5 separate regions of the Homo sapiens genome follow, and regions 1, 2, 3 and 5 are each linked to region 4. Evidence: chromatin loops called from intact Hi-C (ENCODE). Cell type or tissue: heart right ventricle. All regions are shown on one strand. Region 1 overlaps FGF14 (fibroblast growth factor 14). Region 2 overlaps FGF14 (fibroblast growth factor 14). Region 3 overlaps NALCN (sodium leak channel, non-selective). Region 4 holds the start of FGF14 (fibroblast growth factor 14). Region 5 overlaps ITGBL1 (integrin subunit beta like 1).

Region 1 (5,000 bases), 130 kb after region 4:
TATATATATATATATATATATATATATATATATATAGTCAAAAAAGGCACAAATAACATTAAAGAATTAGGATTTCTCTTAAATCAGGAAGAATCCTGGGAAAAAAGGGCAAAGAAATATCCAAAATCCTAACAAGTAGGGCTGTTGATGCTTCCAGAACTGAAAAGAAAATTCTTCTGGTTAATATCACAAACACAAACTAGAGAATTGCATAGAAAATACACTTTGAGAAATCCAGTTAAATGCCTGTCTCTCCTCCCCCTTGTATCTAGTTTTGAACTTGATCACATTCAAAGTAAGCAAGGAAGGCAAGCATGTAATGTCGAAGTCACATTAAAGGAATCGAATTTGTCTCTCTTACAACAACATGCTTCCGGTTCATAATAAATTAATCCAGCATTCTATCTCAAAACTGCCTCTTTTTATTATACTAGCAGATATTTCAGGGTTTTCCTCAGTGCTTACACACATGTATAAGTTTCCCATAGGGAGGATGCTAATTACAGTCCCCAGAATTAATTTTCCTATGTACAGTCCTCATTATCATTTAATTGCTCTAATCTGACAGAGACAGCCTGGACAGGGAAATCAGAAAGCAGACATTTCAACAATCTCAAAGTAGCTGGGTGGTTATCCCATATCACTGGGTCACCCTGCCCTGGAGTACCTGCACTCTATACCATGCTAGCAGAACTGCCCTATGATTTCAGGAAAAAAAAAGTGGAGGAGGGGGCAGGGGGCAGGGGTGGTGGCTCACGCCTGTCATCCCAGACTTTGGGAGGCTGAGGCAGGTGGATCACCTGCTGTCAGGACTTTGAGACCAGCCTGACCAACATGGCAAAACCCTGTCTCTACTAAAAAATACAAAAATTAGCTGGGCGTAGTGCCACAAGCCTGTAATCCCAGCTACTCGGGAGGCTGAGGCCGGAGAATCACTTGAACCTGGGAGGCGGAGGTTGCAGTGAGGTGAAATCCTGCCACTGCACCCTAGCCTGGGCAATAAGAGCTAAACTCTGTCTCAAAATAAATACATAAATTAAAAGGTAATTGAAAACAGCCTGGCATTTCTGTGTGGTTTAAGCTTTTCAGTGGACAGAGATGAGTAACAAGGTGAAAAGAAACACCAAACCCAAGCACAGTCCCACACATTGCTGGGGTAACAGCAGAAGAGACTGGAAAGATGCTTACATACCACTATGGATGGGTGGGGGCTTGGAGGCACCGGGTAGGAGGACAGAAAAGAAGACAGGATGCTTGCTACCCAGAAAGAAATGCAGCTGACATGCTCTGAGGAGAGGCAGTCAGTCATCAGAAAGCACAGGGAGTTTCTCCTGAGAACCATGTAGGGTTATGCGTTGAGGAAACTGAGCTGCTTGCAGACACAATCCTTTTTTTCCAGGGGTTTGTAACTCAGTGGAAAAACAGATCAGTAAAGTTAGATTTAAAATACAGTATAAGGAACACTCTAATAAAGGTAAGTGGAGAGAGTTATGCGATCCATAGGAATGGAAACTAGCTGGTTTTAAAGGATAAAACAGCGGTTCATCCATTCATTCATATGACAATAATCATAAAAATGGACAGTGACAGCTATTCAATATGCTAGATGGTACTTTACAGCTTTCAAAACACATTCATTAGAGCTTAACTTTATTACAACACTATTTGAAATCAGGGAAAGTATTATTGGCTTAGCTTTATGATATACTCTTGGACAGTGTGTTGAAGATACATTATTGTGACATGGATGATGTCACATTTTCTGAATTATAGCCTAGTGTTTTTTTCACATTGCTTATTATATATTTTGAATGAGCACCTGGAAATAAAGAGCAGAATTAGCCTTGGATTCTGCATTTTAGATAATACATAGCAAAGTGGAATTGGGAAGACAAGACAGATTGTATGTTAGAAGGTGGGACAGGATTAAATAGCGACATGATGTGAGTCATCAGTGTTGACCTCCCTGGCTTGTGTGTTGAGAAAATCCAGTGTGGAGACAGTTGGTTCTTTTCAAGTTTCTTAAAAGGCACAACACCATCCAACTTCCACCAGCCTATATAAATGCTATGTGGTTTAATTGTCAGCAACAATAAGAGAATACACAAGAATCAGATGATCTGGAAAAAGAAAAGCTTTATGGGTTGAATTCTGCCTCCTTCCCCCAAATTTTTGAGGGTATGTTGGAGTCCTAACCCCCAATATGATTGCCTTTGAAGATAAGGCTTTTAAGGAGGTAATGAAATCAAAATGATGTAATTAGGGTGGGCCCTAATCCAATTTGATTGGTGTCCTTACACAAAGAGGAAATTAGGACACAGACATGTACAGAGGGAAGACCTGTGAGGATACAGGGGAGGATGGCCAAGAAGAAGAGGAGAAGGCTTAGGAGGGAACAACCTTGCCAACACTTAGACTTCCGTAGACCTTAGACTTTCTTAGACCTTAGACTTTTTTAGACTGTGAGGAAATACATTTCTGTTGTTTAACTCCCCGTCCTCCACCCCTCCAACCATGGTATTTTGTTATGGCAGCCCTAGAAAACTAATACAAAAAGTATTTTCTCTTCATCATCAAGAATCATCAGAAATCTCTAAGCAAATAATTAAGTCTTTCCCTATGTAAAAATTCCTGTTCTCAGAGAAATGGGAGAAAACAAAACATAATAGGTAGTTCATGATGACAGACAGACTTAGTGAAGATGAGTTCTCTTAGAATTCTGGGAGGTGAGGTTGAAGGTGTGGTCTAATCTGTGAGCTGGTGTCTTACTGCCAACACATCAGACCAGCAGTGGGCACTTTGGTGGTGGTTGTGAGCAGCCAGCGCTGTTTGTTGGTTATAGAGAAAGGGTGACATCCAGTGGCTGGTTCTATCAGCCAAGCTCCTGGACACTGACTCAGGGTGCATGCCAGATGGCAGAGAAGGGTCTTCAGGAACATGGATGAATCTTATGTCCAGTTCAGTTCCTGGCAGGTGACAATGAAACTTGGGCAAAATGCAGTGATCACTCTATGTCCTAAAACATAGGGAGTGGGGTCCATGCATTGTTATTAAAACATTGAGAATACACTGATAGCAAAGAGAAGCACTATAAATTAACTTAATCTTCAATACACCTTACACTTGATTCTCTCTATCCCGTAGAAAAGACTCAAAAATGATTTATGAAAGGAGGAAAAAAACCCTCTGAACACATATAATACTATAGAGCCAGCTACTTTGATAATAGAATACGGTTACAATATATAAGGTATCCTACTTTAAAGATAGATATTGATAATAGTTAATAGATAAATAGATAGATAGGTGATAGACAGATAATGTAGTTTAGTTTAAACTTAAAGTTTAACTTGTAGTACCCAGTTAGTAATATCAAGAATGGCTTAAAATGACACAGCTGCAAACCCTACATACATCAAGTTGCCCAGCTCTTAGATAATATTGTTTTACTTTATATTATCTACTTTAATATTGTTTTTCTTTATTTATTAATATAGAAAATAATATTGTTTTCTAATAGCTTTTGCTTTGTTTTGGTTTGGGTTTTTTTTTTTTTAATCTTTGGGAGAAGCTAGGCTTTGAAACTGTGGATATTTAAATAGAGTCTGTCATGATCAGCTGGGGTTGCTAACCCTCACCGCAAATATTCTTTACAAAGCAGAAGGGATGCTCCCTGCCTTTGAATAATTTACATATCTATATATAATTTTTAAAATATTAAAACTAAAGATATACCAATGTCACATCCATGTATGCATTATATGTACATTTGGAAGACATGTGCTTTTTTGTGGCAGATGTAATGACTGCACTTCTCATTCTACTCAAATAGAGTACCTAGGAGACAATGTGAGACCCTGAACACATTTTAGCAGATCTGGGGTTGGTTGTTTCCTCTTCATGTGGAACAGTATAAATAAAGCTAGAAGTGATCCTGAGAACTATGCATGAAATAGATGTCTGGGGCCCCTTTCATGACCTCACTAGCCTATTGTTAAAGCCACCTTAGCATCTGATACTTCCCCCTTGCCACACTTGATCCCATAGATTGCGTATGCAGTGATATGAGTGCTGCACCAAAGCAAAGATCAAGTCTAATTCATTCAACAGTGTATGTCTATTGTCTTAAACAGTTCAAGACACACAGCAGGTGTTTCATAAACACATGCTGACCCTGGAAAGCCATGAGTAAAATTGACAAGTGGGACAAGAGAAAGATTAGATAAGAATGGGAAAATAGCTGGGAAATGGGAAGATTATATTCATTATATGTTACCATTCAAACATTGAAAAGGTTAAATAATCTTCAGAATGACATCAATTAAACTTTACATAAGACTAAAGTCTAAAGGGAAGAAAGGGTAATATTAGAAAGTAAACAAGAAATTTGCTCCCTGGAGCACAAATATGTTAATGGTTTCTCCTGGAATTGAGCAATGTGGCAACCCAATCAGAAATGGCTTCATGAAGGTGGGTCATAAGTGGAGCCTTGTGGGATCTGAATAAATTGAGAGAAGAAGAAACTATATTCCCCAAAATGATCAGAATGTAGAAAATTTTCTGGCAGCAAAAATGAGTAGGGCATATTTAAAAGACTTCTCTGAACTAGAGGATATTAAAGAATAATAGAAGTTAAGATCAGAAGGTCTATTGGGACCACATTGTAGATAGCTACTTCTAAGCTATGATGTTCAAACTTTGAACTGTGAGCAGTGACTTGTTGAAAGAACTTTAAGGAATATCAATTTGGCACTAATGTACAGGATAAGTTAGAGGAATCAGGAAACAAAGAGATCAATCAAGAAGCTGCTGCAGGGCTACAGTAACCAAAACAGCATGGCTTTGGTACAAAAACAGACACACAGACCGATGGAACAAAATAGTGAACTCAGAAATAAGACTGCACACTTACAACTATCTGATCTTTGACAAACCTAACAACAACAACAAAAAAGCAATGGGGAAAGGATTCATTCCCTAGTCAGTCAATGGTGCTGGGA
Region 2 (5,000 bases), 120 kb after region 4:
TGACAAATTAATTGGTCATTTCATTTTGTGTCCAGAAAGTACTCTTTGAGGAACCATAGGGCAAGAGCTGTCCTAGCCACCCTGTCTATAAAGATAAATAAACTTAACCCGTATACTCCAGCATCCTGCTACCTAGAAGGAAAAACCAGAAGCATAAACAATTAAAAGTGATGTAGCATAGAATATGTTGTAATTCAAGAAAAATGCATTCAGTAAGTTTACAAAGAAACAACAACTGTGTTTGCACACACACTGTCTCATGTTGTAAGGTGGGTATTATAATTCTAATTTTAAATATGAGAAAAAGAAGACTTGCGAGAATATTTCCCAAGCTGATAGGCAGTGGAGTTGGGTGCTGGGTCTGGCTTTTGTAATTCCAGCCCCAAGCCCTGCACCACAGAGAAGATAGTTATCCCGTGGAGGTCAGGATTTGGAAATATTTGGCCAAGGAGGCCCTGATTAATCTGGACATAGAAAGTAGAGCAATAGCTTGAATGACCTTGCAGGAGGGGACAGCAATCAGGATATTTTTGTCTGCTAGGGCTGCCGTAACAATGTACTACCAACCGGGGGGCTTAAAGCACAGAAATGTATTTTTTTCACAGTTTTGGAGGCTGGAATTCTGAAATCAAGGTGCCGGCAGGATTGTTTCTTCTGAGGCCTCTCTCCTTCACTCATAGCTGGCTGTCATCTCTTGTGTCTTTTCATAGTCATTCCTCTCTGAATGCCTATGTACAAATCTCCTCTTTTTATAAGGATACCAATACTATTGGATTAGGGCCTATCTTCATGATCGTATTTGTCTTTAATTGCCCCTTTAAGACCCTGTCTTCAAATACAGTTGTACTCTGAAGTGGTAGGGGTATGGACTTCAATATATGAATTTGGGGGGAATATAATTTATCCCATAACTGATGGTAAGAGGCCACAAAAACAAAATATGGGGGCATAAGGACCCCCCAGTGCATGCTCAGGCTCAACATTATAGCAGAGTAGACACAGAACAGTATGGAAGGTGAGCACCAAGATATAAAGGGTCAGGGGAGGCAGGATCAGAGTGGAGAGATCTGGAAGGCTACAGCAAGGTGTTTTATCGAAGGCGTTATTGCAGGTTCTTGCTAGAGTGATCATTGAGAATTTAAAGAAATGAATTTTAGTAATGGGTTTAGTATATATTAAATCATGTTCATATAACTTAAAAATATTAATTTTAAGCTATTTACTGAAGAAAAACATGACCACTCAGTGGAACTTTATATTTTACGATTTCTAAAAATATTATAGGTTATTTTTCTAGGAACTGCTGTTAATTTTGGCCATTACTGCCATATACTTTGGACATATATAAAGTGTTTTTTGGTAAGTATCTGAGATTACATTTAATATCTACATGTAGCACACTTTACACAAGCTAAATTCTATCGTATTTGGCATTTTTTCCTCAATTCAGCTGTATTTTCAGAGAAAACACACAAGATTACAGAGCTATTTCTATGCTTAATAGAATACTGTCTAATGATTTCTGCATGTAGCAAAATCCAACTTTTTGGATTAACATGGCTACATGGTAATCACCCACTAAATATTTACAACATGAATTTATCTGTGACTCACTTGATGTACCGTGATTGTGTGTGCATCCTAAGACGTGATTCCTGTACTATGGTTGAGTAATTGTCATGGCAGGTTTGCCCCTCTAGTGTTGGCTTCTCGTTTTGCTTTGTGCTGCTTTTCTCTGCTATCCAGGCTGCCATTGCTATTTTTATTTTCTACTTCTGATGGTTCAGGAATATGAAGGCAAGATAAAAAGAAAGTATGTGTTGCCTTACTGCCACTATTCTATGATATGAGTCAGGGGTATGGAAAAGCTGAATTTTTAAGGAGACAGCAAACCTCACAGATTCAGGGGATTTAATTTCCCCTCCTCATATCCCAGAAGGTCTAAGTTACTAGTTACCTTAAACAAAAGAAATAATTAAACAATGGAGAAGATGCTATAGAAAAGTTTCCCTTTTCTTTTCTTTTTAAATATACTTCTTATATGCAGTCCTAAAAGGACTTTCTCTCTTCTTATAGCTTAACAATCAAACAACAGCTTAGGGCAGCATTTGGCAAACTGTAACTGCTGGTTAAATCTGGCCTGTCCCCTATTTCTATAAATAAAGCTTTATTGGAATGCAGCCACACTCATTCATGTGAATGCATATTGTCTGTGACTGCTTTGGCAAAATAGTGGTGGAGTTGAGTAATTAATACAAGCGCTTTTCAGCCTTAGAGCCTAAATTATTTACTATCTGGCCAACTCACTTTTTGGTTTAAGGTAATGAAATTTTAATTTGCACACAATAATGTACATGTTTTAATATGTGACAATAAAGGTTTTGCTGCATTTATGCAGTACATTTTTGAAATTAAAAATAAACTTGTAATAGAAATATAGTTCTAAAGAGTTTCACCATCTTGTAGATTTTTCAATAATTTTTTCATATAAAGTCAATACATCTTTATAGAATAAAATATTTTAGAATCTAGTTTATAGGAAATAGCATAAACATCTGTTTCGATAAACTTCCCCTAATAAAGACATACCTTGAACACGAGCTATTGTTTTGCATTTGCCAACTTTTCCATTTCATAATTGTATTAAATTGCTAGAGATGGCTTTGTAATCAAAGACATTAGAATATTCAGTTGAATATAGCATGGGTTTCAGGGACACATTTTTGTTGTTGTAGTGGTTTTTGTTTTTAATTCTCTGCTGCTAGGTAGCACTAAATCCCCAAGGGACTCAAAGATGAGAAACAGGAAAAAAATTTCAAGCTGTGAACTGCTGCTAAAGCAGAGAAGCCCTGTCTGTGATATTAGTTCGTGTATCAAAATGCTTGCGATTTGGCCCTAGAAAAAGGGACCGCTGGCAGTGTTGTACATAAGTGGTCCTGCTTGGTTTGCCCATGTGGTATTTATCTCAGTCCCTTCTGATCAGGGCCAGAAAGTCTACCCAACAGGAATATTCTATATTGAGTAGCACCTGACTACTGACCAAATCAGATGTTTTCCTTTGGTAGATTTAATAACCGTAGAGAAAGAGAGCTGACTGCAAAGTGCTAGGAATGACTAGAGACTGAGAGAGAGCACAGATGCTTACAGAGAGCCTCAGTAGTTACTGGCAGGAAAGAGAACCAGGGGGAGAGAGACAGTGAGCAAGAAAAGGAGGAGAGACAAAGATGGAGAGGAAATAAAGTAAAAACAGATAAAGCAAAAAAAGAAATTGAGTCAGAAGAATGACAGAATGAATATGGTCAGAAGCCAACTGCACCCATTTATGAGGACATAACTGCTTGAATTGCTGATGTGACATTGGAAGTTTGTGTGTGTGTGATGCAGTGGCATTCCAATTCTCCCTGAAGGTATTTACCTATCTCCCATATATTTCCATGTATCTGCAAGAAGCCTTATCACCTATGACAGAGCTACAAACATCAGAGTCTCACTAATATATATATAGCTAATTGATTATTTTCAAAATAAAATGTGAAGGGAATAAATCACACAACAGCCCTATTTATGGTTTAGCAAATGATCTCAAACTCACATATTTAGGGGGTCAGGTGCGTCAATGAGTGAATCAGTTTGGGTGTAGGAAGTGATGGGTCAGGTTGAGGGACAGAAGAGGCTGTGCACTGCTGGTGGGACTGTGAATGAGTGCTGCCATTATGGAAAATTGTATGGAGGTTCCTCAAATAACTAAAAATAGAATTGCCATATGATCCAGCAATCCCTTTTCTGGGTATTTACCTAAAAGATTCGAAATCATTATGTCCAAGAGATGTCTGCACTCCCATGTTGATTGTGGCACTATGTGCAATGGCCAACTTATGGAATCAGTCGAAGTGTCCATCAACACATAAATAGATAAAGACAATGTGATACATACATATACACAATGAAATACTATTCAGCCTTACAAAGGGAAGAAGTTCTGTCATTTGCAATAACATGAATGGAATTGGAGAACATTATGCTAAGTGAAATAAGCCAAACACAGACAAATACCACACATTCTCATACAGAAAAGTTTTCCTTTTCTTATAACTTATATGTGGAATGTAAAACACTTTTATTCTCACTTATATGTGGAATGTAAAACAATTGCACTCATGAAAACAGAGGGTAGATGGTGGTTACCAGAGGCTGGGGGGTGGAAGGAATGGGGAAATGATAATCAAAGGATACAAAGCCTCAGTTAGATAGGATAAATAATTTTGAGTATTTTTTATAGATCTGTTGCACAGTGTAGTGAATACAGCTAATAACTGAGTAATGTACATCTCCATATCACTAAGAGAGTAATTCTGAAATGTTTTTGTTGCAAGAAAATGTCAAATATTTGAGGTGATGGATAAGTTAATTAGCTTGATTTAATAATTCCACATTGTATTCAGAAATCATAACATTGCTTTGTACTTCATATATATATATAACTATAATTTGTCAGTATACAAAAAAAGCCAATCAAATTTTTTAAAAAATGAAAATAGCCAGGTTCTACTCAGCTCCAACTGATTGTTCCATCAAGGACTATAGGGCCCCTTGCTAAATCTTCTGATTTTTCAAGAGAAGCTAGAAATCACAGCTTTATGTGAATTCTCCTCATTTTTAAATGTAGAGTTAATTGGTTAAAACAACAAAAATGATGGCATGAGGGGCAAAGAAAATACTTGTGCACAAGATTTGTTTTATGATGTTGGATTTACAACTAACAACAATTTATATTTTTCACAGCCCTCTTGCAATGGCAGTCTATTTGGGGCATAAATCAATAACCCTTTTCTATGATTTTTTTCCTCCACGAAAATGGCCTTGATTCTAGTTCATCTTGTGAAATGAGATTTCACTGTGTTGTTCAGAGTTTTCATTTTTGCTGGAGGCTTGCAAGGCCCATACCCTCAAGATAGGCAGTGATGAGTTGTGACATGTATCCTGTGCATCAGTTGTCAACC
Region 3 (5,000 bases), 770 kb after region 4:
ATTTCTCTCTTTGCTCTATACCTTGTGTTTCCGAGCACTCTGTTCCTATATCTGCCAGAGTGGCCATTCTATTTTATTATCATTGTCTCTTTATAGAACTATCTACCCAGTTATACTGTGGGCTCCGTGAGGGCGAGTGCAGTGACTTATTTCTTTTTATATCCCCTGAGCTTAGCACAGAACCTGACCTGTAAGATTTGATTTATAAGTGACAGTATCAATGTATAAATAAATGAGTCAGCAAATGCATGAATTAACAATACTTTATTTCTGCTCTGTCTTATCACCTTTGGCCTGATATACCTGCCTTACACTCTGATCTGATCTAATAGATTAACTGCTTTTTCTACTTCTGCTCTATTTACCACTGACAAGTATTTTTCTACTAGTTGTATCAACTTTTAGAAAACAAGACTCTTCCTGGTAAATCTCTTTACTCGTGTGTGGAATCATTTTTCTAACTGTGTACCTCTCACAGAGATGCTACTACTTTTTGTTTTGTGTCTTTGGGAGCTAATTCCTTACCATTGTCATCATCATAACCATGGAACTGTTGAGAACGTGCCATTTTGCACACATTACTGCGTTGAGCACTCCAGTTAGGAAGGGAGGAAGGCAACGAACAGCAGTGACTCCTTCTCCAAATAAGATTACCATCTAAGACAGAAAAACCAAAGGCTACCCACAAAATCAAATCAGACTTACAAATGGCTAAGGTAAATGTTTATGTTACACAAAACAAAAACATAAGAGCGATTTCTGCAGCCTAATAAGAAAACCAGAAATCAGGATGTATAATCTCATCATGAGCTCACAACCAATAGGATAGTTGAGTCATCCATCATATTGAAATGGGAATGTTTCCCCAAAAAGAAGCCCTCCTGTTCTCCTTAGCCAATTTGTATTTCCACATATAGGAGGGATGCATTGCCATCTCTCTTCCTGTTTTAAAAGCTCTCTTGGCCTCTAATTCTTATCTTTCCATAATTCCTAAAACAAATTATAGAGTAAAACCATACCCAACAAGGAGGTAAATGAGTGGATGATTTTTGAAACCCACCCCCCAAATCCCTCCAAAAAGGCAGCCTGAATTACATGTACTCTTTGAAAGGCATCAGTGTTAAAAGATGCAGTTTGGGAAGCCGGGACAGAAGACAGGGCAGACGTGGGGAAGGGTGTTCCACTCTGCAGAAGGTCCTGGAGAAGGGGAGAGGTAAACAGAAGTAAAGAGGGACTCCAAGAGACGTCGGCACTGGGAGAGAAAAAGAGAGCATAGGAAAGTATAGCATGAATTCTGGAAGCCACAGTCCACCTTTGTAGTATCTTAGTTCAGCCTTGTTCCAGTTTATGATGTTAAACCTGAGCTTCCCTGAAACTCAATTTGTAGAAATATAAATATACACTCTTAAATAAATCCATTTGATTGTCATTCCTCACAAAGATATCATATGGCATTTAAGTTCGTCGTGTCCAAGCATGTTTGCAGCCAAATGGAAAACTCGCTGCATGGACCAAATGTGGTATTTGTGTTTTGAGCTTTTCTGTTTTAATCTGCTAGGCGACATAACCAATTTTCCTGCCATTGTCTCTCTTTACAAATGCTACTACTTAGTATGATTCTGTAGTTAATTTTTTTTAAATTTTTCATGGTTTTTAAAAATTTTTAATTCTAGCGTTAGGCATGTGTAAACAAATTTTATTGTTTAAATATGCAAGTAATAGTAAACCATTAAAAATGTCTGAGATGAAAAGAGACTTGTCTTTGGGAATAAAATGACATAAAGTTTTCCTTGAATTTTTTTCTGGTTTAGTTTTTTTGTTGTTAAGTTTTGTTTTTGTTTTTTCTGTTAACTCAAAAGTTTTAGCTCATAGAGCAATTTATGGCGGGCAAGAGAGGTATACTTGGTAGGCCTTTGCTGCCATCTACTGGCATTTCATGTAATTACTTATTGCTTCCATTCTAAAACTAATTTTGTGTAACGTATATAATAGTATTATAGGTTCCCCCTTTTTTTCTTCTTTCCAATTTTTCTTTAGTTAAAGCAAAGTGAAGCAAATGCGGACACCAAAGAAAAGCTCCCTTTACGCCTGCGAATCTTTGAAAAATTTCCAAACAGACCTCAAATGGTGAAAATCTCAAAGCTTCCTTCAGATTTTACAGTTCCTAAAATCAGGTACCAAAATACTTCTTTAATTGCATATTTCACATATATTGTAAAAGATTCATCATCTTAAATCTGATTTAACCCTTCTTTTAAGTATATGTGGGTTGGGTTTCTTTCTATTTTATTGTCATCTTTCTACTACCTCTACCTCTATTTAAAATAAATAAATAAATAAACAACTTTGACTCTTTTAAGCAATGTATTCACAGAAGAGTCACTTTATAACTGCAGTAGCCTAAGCAAGAAGGCTGCTTCCCATCGCTTCTCTCTGGGATGACTCCTCGGGAATGGGACATCCCAGGAAACTGGAGAAGCTGCTCAGTGTTGCAGGGATGGCAGGTAGACATCAATCTCAGACCCCAACCGTATGAGACTAAAATTGCCTCTGTGGCCCTTTTATTTTCAAGCAAACAGGGAAACCACAGCTGGCCCAGTTTGTGTACTACTACAGTGTTTATGGAGCCTACCATGTCAGGTTACCATATATAATTTGCCTTCCACTTTTTAAAAGAAGAACCGTGGCGTTTTTCCACTCATACTGATTTGATTTTCTACCACGTTTGCCCTCCAGTTAAGCAAATGCATAAAAGATGCTTTAAACACCTATTTTTAATAATAAAAGGAAATTCTTCTAGTTATAGCTCAAGAAATTACAAACAGAATTACAGTAATATGTTACTAGCTTTAAAAATAATTCTGTGGGGGGTTATAAAAGTATGAGACTATATATGGTGCCATAATATTTAAAATTCGGGTAGAAATATATTTGCATTTCTAATTTTAAAAAACAAAATTAATTGAATTTGGTAATTTGAAGAGACGTTACTTGAATTTTCGTTATGCTTTGAAGATCAGATGAACGCACTTGCTTTTGAGTCTTAAAATGTAAAATTCTCTCTTAGTCATTCTTATGATAAATGGACATTTAGAGAGAGCAACTAATTCTTCCAAGTCTTAGAGGGGGAAAAAAAGTGTTTTATTACCACAATAAGATTCAAAAAACTGGGCTGGGTGCGGTGGCTCACACCTGTAATCCCAGCACTTTGGGAGGCCGAACCGGGCAGATCACCTGAGGTCGGGAGTTCGAGACCAGCCTGACCAACATGGAGAAATCCCATCTCTAGTAAAAATACAAAATTAGCTGGGCGTGGTGGCGCATGCCTGTAATCCCAGCTACTCTGGAGGCTGAGGCAGGAGAATTGCTTAAACTCGGGAGGCGGAGGTTGTGGTGAGCTGAGATTGCACCATTGCACTCCAGCCTGGGCAACAAGAGTGAAACTCCGTCTCAAAAAAAAAAAAGATTCAAAAAACTACCATCGGTTACTGAGTAATATTGCTTGAAAGTTATTTCAAGGATATTGCTTTTTAAGCAGGAGTCACTGAGTTTCAGGAAGCTGTTGCTAATGAAATATTTTAGTCATGATCTAGTTTTCTATGATCTTTTATCACTGCTTTATCTTTGCTCAAGCAAACTCATCATTGCAAAATGCTGTCACTTGCTCCCTTCCACTAATAATGCCTGATGCACATATACTTCATTTGCAAAGGGAGAGTTTTATGAAGCAGTTTATTGACCGCCAGCAACAGGACACATGTTGCCTCCTGAGAAGCCTCCCGACCACCTCTTCCTCCTCCTGCGACCACTCCAAACGCTCAGCAATTGAGGACAACAAATACATCGACCAAAAAGTAAGATCTGCTGTTTCGAATAACCAGGCTTCTAAAAAGCATCTATGTTTGAGAAAAGAACCGCAGAGTTCTTTAGGGTCCTGGAATCCAATTTCTCAAGAGAATAATGAAAATAAAATGATTTCATTTGTAAAAGATATCATGAAACCTAACATTTTTTACTCTATGCATTGAAATTTTGCATTTGCCCGTGTAAGCTTTTGAGCTGCGCCACGTGGCAGCCATGCGACTTTGTAAACATCAAGAGCCTCCCAAATCTGCATTTTCTCAGGTGCGGAATAAAGGGCTGGGATCTCCAAGGCTCAGTCCAGGTGTAATGACCTGCCATCTCCTGCAAGTACAACTGCTTATGTCTACTTATTACATCAGAGAGGATACGAGAGCATGTTTCTCTAAAATCGGTCGAAAGAATTGCCATTTATTCAATGCTTAGTATGTGGCAGGAACTTAGGTGCAAGAGCTTATTCATGTTCTAGTTTACCTATTTCTTTATCATTTGAAAAGTAGAAGGGAAAATTTTTTTCAGATTCCACAGCAAAGTATCAGTAGGGAACCACATATAAATAAAGCAAATTTAGGTAATAATTTTAAAGAAATGTACTTTTTCATTTATTCACTTTTAAAAAAAATAATATAAGGGCTGTGTGCCATGGCTCACCCCTGTAATCCCAGCACTTTGGGAGGCCGAGGCGGGTGGATCACTTGAGGTCAGAAGTTCGAGACCAGCTTGGCCAACATGGTGTAACCCCATCTCTACTAAAAATACAAAAGTCAGCTGGGCGTGGTGGTGGATGCCTGTAATCCCAGCTACTCGGGAGGCTGAGGCAGGAGAATCACTCGAACCTAGGAGGCAGAGGTTGCAGTGAGCTGAGATTGTGCCACTGTACTCCAGCCTGGGCAACAGAGTGAGACTCCATCTCAAAAAAAAAAAAAAAAAAAAAGACATAGAATGTATTATCTAGGTATAATAAGTAAACATATTTATATATACACACATAGACATATAAATGTATATGTGTGTATATATGTATGCATAGTATCAAACTATATATATCAGCTTGGTCACATAATCAATGTCAGTTCAGTTAGAAAATGAAAGATTAATAATTGTCCTTTAATATTAAAGAGATTAAACAGTAGAGTTTG
Region 4 (5,000 bases):
AAGCAGGACTACAGCAACACAACATAAATGCACACTCACAAAAAAATGGAAGAAAAGAGACATATGAAACTGAAAATAGAGAGGGAAAGGCAGAGCAAAATAATTAGCATTCCCCTTTTTCTCACTTTTGCTATTTTATGAGTGACTAGGGATTGCAAGTTTCTAGCAAAACAACTCTAGCATATTCCTTTTAATAATTGTAGAATTTGTAGATGTAACATAGCAAAGTGTAGAAAATAAACTTCCAGAAGTACACTTTGTAATATATGACAAACACCGTCGTAAAGCCAATGATCCCTGCCTTAGATCTAAATCTACACACTCTCATCAGGTTGCATTTCCTTCCCAAAAGGAGACTTGTTGGTAAATGTGGAGTGAAGGTAACAAACAACAGCCCAGCAGTGGCTGCTTCCATGGAGAAGCTGTGGATAAGTTGCTTAGAGCAGAAGGTGCCCAGCCTCCCTGTAATCTGCTGCACTTCCCCCCAGTTGCCTGGTGGCGAGTACTCTACTGCCTATTCCTGAGACAAAGAGAAAGTGTGTTTTGGTTGAGAACTGCTCCCAGGGCTGCCTGCGTAGTGTGCTTGCCCTCTTTCCAGCTCTAAAGCAGTCACTGGAGAAGAAGGTTGTTGCAAGTCTCTTGATTACCAAGTGAGCCATCTCTCCCCCTTGCTTCACACTGAATTTCCAGAAGTCTAGTTCGAGCATTTCTTTCTCTTTAGCTGCCTGAGCTGATAGGCAAAGCAGTGTAAAGGGAAGAGGAGAAAAGTAAGAAGCCCGGAGCCAGAGCTGCACTTGGTTCTGCCACTCTGGTGTATCCTAGAAACCACGGAACTGTGTTCATCCAAGCATGAAGTGTTTCTCTCCCAACCTCCCCCCGGCTTTTTGTTTTTTTCGGGTGCCCTCCACTGCCGCCCTTTCTCTTGGACCTTCACATTTTCAGGTATCCAGGAGGGAACCGCTGTCGGGACACAGACAGAAAATCAAGGGGGAGGAGACGCCGGCTGTTGTATTTGAATTTCAGACACAGTTCAGATGGCTTTGCTCCCTGACAGAGCTTCTTTGCCCAGGGACACCAGAAGATGACAGCTCAAATTGGAGTGTCCTGTCTGGCTGCTTTTCACTGTCCCTGGAATAGTGTGACACCCTCCTCTGCCCCTTATATTTCTGCCCTGACTTCTTCAACATTCTCCTGGGCGTTTATCCTACCCAGCTGCTGTTCTGTAGCAGCTACTGCGGCTGTCATCTCCTCCTCCCAGGGCTGGGGAGCATATTTGGGAGTGGGGTCTTTCTATCTCGCTTAATCACACCTTCTCTCTTTCCATTCCCTCCTTTTTGCTCCGTGTAGCCTTTCAAAATGACAAACCTACCCTTCCTGCAGCAGAAGGGAGGGTCCTGCAAGTTTGGGTGGACTAGGTGAGGAGTGGAGGCTCCTCCCTCCAACCCGGGGTTGGGGGTGGCGACGGGGGGGCGTTGGTGCTGGAGGGATTAGCAGGGAGGGCGGAAACCACCTCGCCCTCCAACCGCTGCTGAGAGTTTCAGTGCACCGGTAACCACGTTAAGACCGAGAAGCCCCAACCAAGCCGCGGAAGGCTCGGGAACCAGCGAGTTGCATCTAAGAAAAAGCGCCCCGATGTTCCTTCAATTCCACCTGCTTTGGCTCGGCCTCTTAGCACCCCATCCCTGCAATCCATCTTAGCTTTCTTTCTTATTATTTTTAAATCATTATTACCTATACGTTTTGTTTCTTTCTGAAGAGGTACATCAGGAGGGGGACCACATAGGTGGAGGGGGTGTAGTGGGGTGGGAACGGAGCGTTTGATTAGAGATCTCAGGGGAGAAGATTGGTCTCTCCAGATGCTGATTTCCAAAGCACTTGACAATCACCGGCAGAAGCCGAGAGCGGGCGGCGCCGGCGGCGGCACCGGCCCGCGGGCAGCTGGAGCCCGGCGCTGAGTCCTGCCCAGCGCGACCCGGACCGACGGACGCGCAGAGACCCTGCCGGGACCCGCCCTCCAGCCGGCGCCCGGGGAGCCGCCGGCCGGCTCTACCTCCCGCCCGGGAGCCGGGCAGGGCGAGAAGGCAGCGCGAGTGGCGGTGGCGACCCCCGCCGGGGTTCCTGCGACGAGCGGTGACCAGCAGCGCCCGCAGCCGCGGTCCCGCTCTCCACTCGGACGTGGCCAAGCGGCGGCGGCCACGACGTCCGGCTTCCCGGGATCGTCCGGCTGCGCCCTGGGCGCATCTGCGCGCCTGGCCCCGCGCCCCGCGGAGAGGGCGATGGGTCCCGGTCAGGACTGAGCCCCCCTTCCCCTCTCCCCAGTCCCGCCTGGCACCCCCTCCTCTGCCCCGAGGGCGAGCCACGGTCTGCGCCGCCGCCTTCCCCTCCGGTGCCCCCGGCTCGCCGTCCTCCCGCGCCCTCCCTCCCCGGACCCGTTCCCGGGGCCACCATGGCCGCGGCCATCGCTAGCGGCTTGATCCGCCAGAAGCGGCAGGCGCGGGAGCAGCACTGGGACCGGCCGTCTGCCAGCAGGAGGCGGAGCAGCCCCAGCAAGAACCGCGGGCTCTGCAACGGCAACCTGGTGGATATCTTCTCCAAAGTGCGCATCTTCGGCCTCAAGAAGCGCAGGTTGCGGCGCCAAGGTCTGTGGGGGTCATGGTCGGGAGATGCGCCCCGGGTCGCCCCCTCCCCGCCTAAACGGAGCTTCTCCAGGCTCCTTCCCTCCCTCGGTTTTCCCGGCCCACCCCGGCCCCGGCCTCCCTTCTGAGCACTCTGGGTGCCGTCGCGGGGACCCTGGAGTCCGCTGTCGGGCAACCTGTAGCCGCCGAGAAGTGCAGCCGCCAGAGATGGCAAGTTGGCTGCTCCTCGCCGGCGGCTCCTGCCCTCCGCGTCCCTGCAGGCTGGGCTCTGGGAAACCTGTTCCCCCTGAGTCTCGGCTTCCCGGGAGGATAGGGACTGGCACTGGCTCTGGAACGCGGGGCACCCCTTCCTGCCACACCCGGGGTCGAGCCACCGCTCGCAGTCTGATCTGAGCTGGTGGGGGTTTCCATGGGGTGGGCCTGGCCTCACTTGGTCTCTGGGGTCTCCTAGAAACCTCCCGGGTTCCCAGACCTTGGACAAATGTGGATATCCTGGCGGTGCCCCCAGCGGGAGCTGCTGTAGAAGGAGTGGAGGGTGTGTGAACTATGGCCCAGTCCGCTGAGGTTCAGCAGAAGGCTGCTTAGCGCGCAGCCCTGGGCTCTGCAGCCCTTCAGTCAAATCCTGGGATGGGGACAGAGGCTCAGGGAGTCTAAAGAAAGAATCCGAATTGCGGGGAGCGGGGGGCAGAAGTAAAAATCCCTAATATGTGTCAGTTTTAATTGAAAAACTGGCGAATTGCCTGAGATACAAGCCGTTACTATATAAAGGTGACTAGAATAGTTACCTTACTACAGGTATTTCTTTGAGAAACTAGTACCTAGGATGACCTTTCACTGCCTTTGAAATGCCAGGGTCTGAGAAGGCATCCTATTCAGGAGCCAGGCGCTTTTGTCTCTCTCTCTGCCTGTCTCTGCATCCAGTTGCTAAGGCTGGTTGTTTTGCGAGCATGTGGTGTGTTCTGTGGGGGAAATGGGCATTGCTGGCTTTTCATAACCAAGTGGGGTTGGTAGGAAACATTGAAGAATCTATTTACGTTAATGGGAGTATATGTTTGCCCAGCACATTACATTGTCGGCTCCCAGCTGTATTTGTTTTAAATGCCCTGTTGTTCCAAAGACGGGGGATAGAAGCATAAGCTATACATGTGTTTCTCAAAGAGTGAGTGCGTGTCCTTACATTTGCAAATTGATGACCAAAAGTTTTGATGCTTTTTTTTTAAAGGCTAATGCTGAATATTTTAAAAGGACAATTTCTTGTTGTCACATTTAAGAAATTGGAGATTACTTGCTCTTACTATCAAGCTTCAAAGGCAAAGATAGGAAGAAAATCAGAGTGGAAGTTCTGTTAGAGAAATAAAATTATATAAGTAAAATAAGAACTTCTTGTTGGAGAATTTGGGATCAATCATATTTTCAGACCAGTGTAGGAGCCATTAAGAAAAAAATGGATTTTAATTTTCCACATTAGCCTAGAGCCTTATTCAGCCCACCTTTGTGTAATGAGACCAACTCGACTGCCTTAATCACCGTTGATAGACGGAGGATCAATCTATTATGACTTAAATTGTGCTTATCCTCTTATGTCATCAAACAGACTATCTTTTAGAATACAGTTTTCACCACATACAGCTCCAAATTGGCTGTCTACATAAAGTAAATTAACATACTATCTACTAAATAAGCTTATTTTAATATAAACAATGATTAAAACTTGTGTGTATTTCTTAAGAATATAGCCAGTAGATTATTTTATAAATATGAACAATAAATGTTTTGTGCCATATTGGGTGGCGAAGGAGGATTTGCTTTACACTTAATGAATTTTAAGTTGGGTGTTTACTTTTTTGTCAGTATAGAAAGCTGTCTGAGTTTTCTAATGGTCCGTTTCTCCATTTTCAACCCTGACTGCTCTGTTGGTATTCCTGATTTTGAAATGATAAGCAATCTTCAATGTTCTGTAAGAAAAATATATTTGAGGTCACTTTTCTACCTTACTTTGGACAGGAAAATAGAAGGGAAGATACGTTATAAGGAAATTGTATGAGAATTTTTTATTCTTCTTATATTTCTTATATAAAAGTATATATATTCTTCAGAGGAGAAAAATACAGATATATCTCTTGAGTATCAGAAAAGGATTAATTTATTAGTATCACTAATTTTAAGCAAAACAAATATTAAGACTTTATGTTATGTAAATTATATATCGACATATAATAGTATGCTTTTATATTATTATATATAACAATATAATTATTCATTTAATTAAGTCTTATTGTCGAACATATTTTCAAGCATATTTACCTTCTTATTACACACTCTTTACATAGGGAATTGCCCTCAGAAAATTTTAAAAAATCATAT
Region 5 (5,000 bases), 400 kb after region 4:
CTCTCCAGCCCTACCCCCAAATAATGTAGCACTCTCTGAACCCATTGTAATTCACTTGCATTCTCATGGAAAGGAAGAACCCTGAATTGGCCAAGATTAACCCTCCACCACACTGGCTGAATTACAGAATTTGGACCACACAACTCATAATCAACCTGTATTTCTTGAACATCTGGATTTGCAGTCTAAGATCCTTATCCTTTACATATGTCAGGATGTAGGATTATGATATCATTTAGTGGTCCTGGTTTACAAGACAGTGGTTCTCAAACTTTGAGTGCTTCTCAACCCATAGTGTAGTCACAGTCATGAGAGAGAGCTTACAAAACTACTGAGGTCTGGTTGAATCCCAGTCATTCTGATTAATTGGTCAGTGATGCAACCTGAGTATTAGGAATTAAAGAGCACCCCTAGATGAGCGTAACGTGCAGTCACAATTAAGCACCAGTATTCTAAGTTAAATTTTATATTTTATTTTTTGAGAGGTCTTAAAGTCTTGAAAAAAATAAACATCAATAGCTTCAGATAGGAAGGTCTCTGGATATCATTGGTGGCTTTAGGCATAGGTACTGATGTAGGATTTAAGAGCTGGGTGATGCAGGTCCTCTCGCTCGCCACTGTCTCTCTGTGTTGGGAATTCAGTTTTTTGGTCTCTTGCCTGAAATGCAAATATAAAATATAGCTAGGGGCAGACAGAAGCAAGGTGAGGTTGGCATATCCTCAAGTCATTCTTTTCTTCTCATACCCAGAATCAGTGAAGAGAAAAGCCACATTTCTCCCTAGTGACCAAGGAAGCTTAATGTCACCTTGAGTGCAAGAATATTAGCCATAGAAACCTTTGCAAATAAATGTCAGGAGAAGCTTTTAAGCCAAAGTTCATTCTCTGCCAATTTGATTTCACACAAGCTAGATAGGAATAAACTTTCTCTCTAAGTGGTAAATACATACAATTGGAGTGGTATCTAAGAATGCTGAATTTCAAAATTAGAGCAATTATTCAGGAAACTTAGGAACCCAAATCAGTTTACATGGAAGTGTGTGAACATACTAATTAAAACATTTCCAGGTATTTTTTATTCCTAGACAGTATAAACTTAGAAATAATATGATAATTAACAAAGATGTTCCTGAATAAAATCTATCTAACCCTGAAAATTTGCCTTGCTTGTTAATTCAAAGACTTCTAAGAGGAACATAATACAGTTAGCTTTTGGGCTATGATAATATCCAGTCACTATCAAAATTGGTTGTTGCATTTTTTCTACCTTTTCTTTTGCTTGTGCATATTTTTAAAATGCAGTCAATTACTAGTTGCGATATTGTGGATTTCCTTGAGCAGAAATTGAATGCAAATGCCTGGTGAACATTATCAGATCAAAATCCCACTGAATCATCAGGACAAACTGGACTGGATTTGTTACTATGTGATTCTGAATAAAACTATTCAAATTTCCAAAATAGATTGTATACAAAGATAGTTTTATAACCGCATTTCATTTAGACATGATAATCTAACCCTAGAGATTAGAGTGCTTTTTAATCACAATTGTCTCATGAAAAGAAAGCAAAGGATGGGACAGAGGAGGATTTAAACAAAGAAAGCCTGCTTTCAGAAAAACCGTTTTAAAAACACATATCAAAACATAATTCAAAACACTGCTTTAAAACTATTTCAATAAATACAAGGTGCACCAAAATTAGCTCATTTTTATTCTCTTTTTCTAAAGAAAAAGTACAATCAATAATTCTCAGACCAGAATAACATAATGGATAAAAAAAGGGGAACAGATTGTTTTATTTTCTTCTGCAACACAACATTGCAGTCTCACAGTCAAAAAGACAGCATCTAGGTGTGGGTGTATAATTGAGTTAGTTAATCAGGCCTTCCATGTTGCTATCCTCTTTGATGCACATTTAAGTGCAGAAATATAAGTAATGTGTTCTAGAAGAAAAGCAATTGAAAAAGGTAGAATGGTTAAATGCCATTTTCGGTTACTGATGATAAATGAATTGTAATTTTTAAAGTACATCGCAGAGAAGATCAATCTGATGACTCATATGAAATGTTTCACCTAGATTCAAAGAGTTCCTAAAGAAACTTCAAAGTCTGTTCCGCTGTCAATTACAACAGTTTCACTATTGGCTAACCCTACCCTCTACTGCACAGCAGAAATATGTCTGCATACATAAATACTTTGGTCAGCACCTGGTCAGTACAAAACCAAACAAATTACCATCAATGAAAGAAAAAGAAAAAAAAATGGCAGATACCTTTGCTGCTTCTAAAACCCTGAGAGGTATCCCAGCATGTCTCAGTAACTGCAAATGGTTCTCGGCTAACACAACCCAACAAGAACTAGTGGAAAGACTCACCAACGAAGCAATTCTTTGTTTTTCTCCAATGGAACTATTTCTTACTACCAACACACACTTAAAGAAACCCTACCATCTTGTTGTCTAAAGTTTTGTGTACCATCAAAATGCTGGGCTAAAAAAAAAAATACCCGGGGTTTTAATAGAGGATTATTTATATAGCTAGCTTGTGATAAAAAATTGTACTCCTATGACTAGAATCAGTTGTATTTTACATCATTCATATGTAAATAATGGATTTACATCCAGATTTACTAACATTAATATTTAAAATGTGGAATCACCAATTAAGTATTATAAGTCTTATCATAACCTCCCAAAACAAAGACAAAACCAAACATAATTTCATAACTTTATTTTAATGAAAGTGTTGAGTATCCCAAATTGGTTCATTGTAAGTATTTTATATAAGAACACAATGGGTTTGGAACACTTTCACTCTAGAGAGAACTATATCATAAATTCCTATAATATTTTCTATTTGATGGTGAACTTTATGTTAGTTGCACTTTGTATTTTCATACTTAGATGGAAGGAATATGGGAGCCCTCTGGTGGCCAATATTAAAGTGCTTATTAGTACAACCCAAATTCCCCTAGCCTGGGACCTCAGGAGCAAAGGTGGATAGAAGGAATGGAAGGCATCTAAGTTGGAATAAGTGAGGGTACACACATACCACACCCATGTGTATTCCAGTTTTTAAGGCAGTATATTTAGTGGTCATTTCAGGTTCAAGGTTAAACTTTCATATATGAGGGATAACAAAGAAATTGAAATTCAGACAATAAATAGATGTGATGTTGACAACAGCTAGGGGGAGAAATATGGAAATTTCATAATATTAACAGATACGGTTATTAATAGATACAATTAATTTGTTTTTATATTTCTCATCATTTGTAGAGTAGCTTGTTAATATCTCTCACTACACAAATGACATTAAAGAAGAAATGAGAGACTTTAGGAAATAAATTAGCTCCTAAAACTGATTCCTAACCAAAAAAAATAATAATAATTTGATGTCATTCATGAAACAGCACCTTTGTGACTTAGAAGTGTTTATGCACTTCTAAAGTGATTAGTTTTTTCCAAGGGAGATAATTATTCCCTCTAAAGTACTAAGTCATGGCAATTTCAGTGATGAAACTTAGCAAATTTTTAACAGATGTTAACATTCTGACTGCTTTCAAACTGCAAGTTTCCCTTTATCTTCCATCAAGCAACCAAATTATATCTAACTATTAAATTAGCATACACCAGCCAACACACTTCTTCATACAATGCAAGAATATGGGGACGTTTAGGATAGAATATTTAGGATATAGTTATTTTGTCTCACTTTAGAATGTGTCTTCATTTATAGGTCATCAAATGGAAACACAGAACATGTGTTTGTGTTTACAGATGTGTTAACTATCACAATTGCCACAATAATGCAAAAGATATTAAATTTAGGGCATTAACTTTATATGATGAAATTCACATTGAATAAACAAACACTATATAAATATTTATTTAAATATGCACTTCATTCTCAGTTATTGCAGAAAAATAAAAATAATTATACATTACTAAGTTGTTCTTTGAGATCAGGAGTATCACATGTATGATATTTTCCAAGATCACTTAAATCTAGAATATTGGTGCAAAATAATTACTGCAGATGTGAATAATACATCCTCGTTAACAATTCATTACTTGTTGGTCAATTTCAGAACTTGATTTCATGGGGTCAATGGTTCTTCATTAATTTGAAGTATAATAATTACTGACCATTTTAAAGGCTTTAGACTTAGAAGTGCAAGAGCATTATAAAGGCAGAGGAATTCTAGCCATAAGTAATTTTGATTAATGAAAATGATTTTAAGGAGTATATAATTTCTCTTTTAAAATTATAACATTCTCTTAAAGACATAATACGTTGGATAAAATTTTTGGTATTTTGTCTTCCAATGATCATCATGATCAACAACAAAATTTTGGCACCATGTAATAATTTTCTTAAATTTCAGTGTACACAGGAATCACTTGGGAGGCTTATTGGATCCCCAAGCTCCATACCCAGTAATTCTCATTTAGTCTTACTGGTCTTACTGTGTACCTGCCTTATGCCATAAGCAGTTGCACACCTACCCAGACTCATCAATATCACCTTCACAGTATAACTCACATCTGTCACACCTGAGAGGCATTTGTTACATACTATGGGGGCAACACTTTTTCATTTTTATTTTTAAATATCCCTCTTCACACTCTCTGGAATATCAGGCAAGTCCTAGGTTCCACTGAAGAAAAAGGAATTATACAAACCCATTACTCATAGAGGGTTCCTTAGGGGTGTGTGCCATAGTACTGTACACTCAAAGGCTGTTCCTTTAGAAGTTCTCATCGATAATGCCTAAATAGGTGGACCCATAGTTCTTGCAAGTTAAAGTTGTTGACAAAATGCTTGCCAAATGAAAGAATGCAAGATTTTTAGCAAAGAAAGAAGCCCCAGACAAAACGATTCACCAGCACAAACAAAAGAATTTCCTGCCACACAAATGGGCAGGACACCAAACCACTGCTATGTCCTGGTACAGGAAACACCCAAGCAATCTTTATAATTTATTCTGTTATAATATATT

The links. Hi-C counts contacts between places; a loop is a spot of excess contacts. Peaks named below come from ENCODE experiments on the same cell type or tissue, not always from the same donor. Only the 100,000 strongest peaks of a DNase experiment are listed, where the experiment ranks them.
Region 1: a loop joins it to region 4, with 11 times the contacts of the local background. A loop is called at or near these places in 33 of 110 quality-filtered maps.
Region 2: a loop joins it to region 4, with 2.6 times the contacts of the local background. A loop is called at or near these places in 33 of 110 quality-filtered maps.
Region 3: it touches region 4 in a loop (5-fold over the local background); 15 of 110 quality-filtered maps call a loop at or near these places.
Region 5: it touches region 4 in a loop (7-fold over the local background); 11 of 110 quality-filtered maps call a loop at or near these places.

Annotation. Positions count from the first base shown.
Region 1 is chr13:101,783,909-101,788,908 of GRCh38, reverse strand. All of the region lies in intron 3 of FGF14 (fibroblast growth factor 14), which reads left to right. Among named protein-coding and RNA genes, the nearest start is that of FGF14, 130 kb to the left of the region's middle. In heart right ventricle, a CTCF peak has its summit at 2,865 (motif pointing left); a DNase peak (open chromatin) is centred at 2,836.
Region 2 is chr13:101,792,380-101,797,379 of GRCh38, reverse strand. All of the region lies in intron 3 of FGF14 (fibroblast growth factor 14), which reads left to right. Among named protein-coding and RNA genes, the nearest start is that of FGF14, 120 kb to the left of the region's middle. In heart right ventricle, no CTCF peak of the experiment used is centred here; no DNase peak of the experiment used is centred here; H3K27ac peaks cover 1,183 bases.
Region 3 is chr13:101,141,934-101,146,933 of GRCh38, reverse strand. NALCN (sodium leak channel, non-selective) reads left to right here. Exons shown (of 44, transcript NM_052867.4): 16 at 2,038-2,174; 17 at 3,713-3,854. Among named protein-coding and RNA genes, the nearest start is that of LINC00411, 200 kb to the right of the region's middle. In heart right ventricle, a CTCF peak has its summit at 1,925 (motif pointing left); no DNase peak of the experiment used is centred here; H3K27me3 peaks cover 311 bases.
Region 4 is chr13:101,914,092-101,919,091 of GRCh38, reverse strand. It overlaps FGF14 (fibroblast growth factor 14), which reads left to right and starts at 2,147. Exons shown (of 5, transcript NM_004115.4): 1 at 2,147-2,639. The coding sequence starts at 2,447. RefSeq lists an enhancer at 315-816. In heart right ventricle, a CTCF peak has its summit at 2,528 (motif pointing right); a DNase peak (open chromatin) is centred at 2,624; H3K4me3 peaks cover 1,396 bases; H3K27me3 peaks cover 4,452 bases.
Region 5 is chr13:101,512,835-101,517,834 of GRCh38, reverse strand. The region is part of intron 2 of ITGBL1 (integrin subunit beta like 1); the gene reads right to left. Among named protein-coding and RNA genes, the nearest start is that of ITGBL1, 63 kb to the right of the region's middle. In heart right ventricle, a CTCF peak has its summit at 2,930 (motif pointing left); no DNase peak of the experiment used is centred here.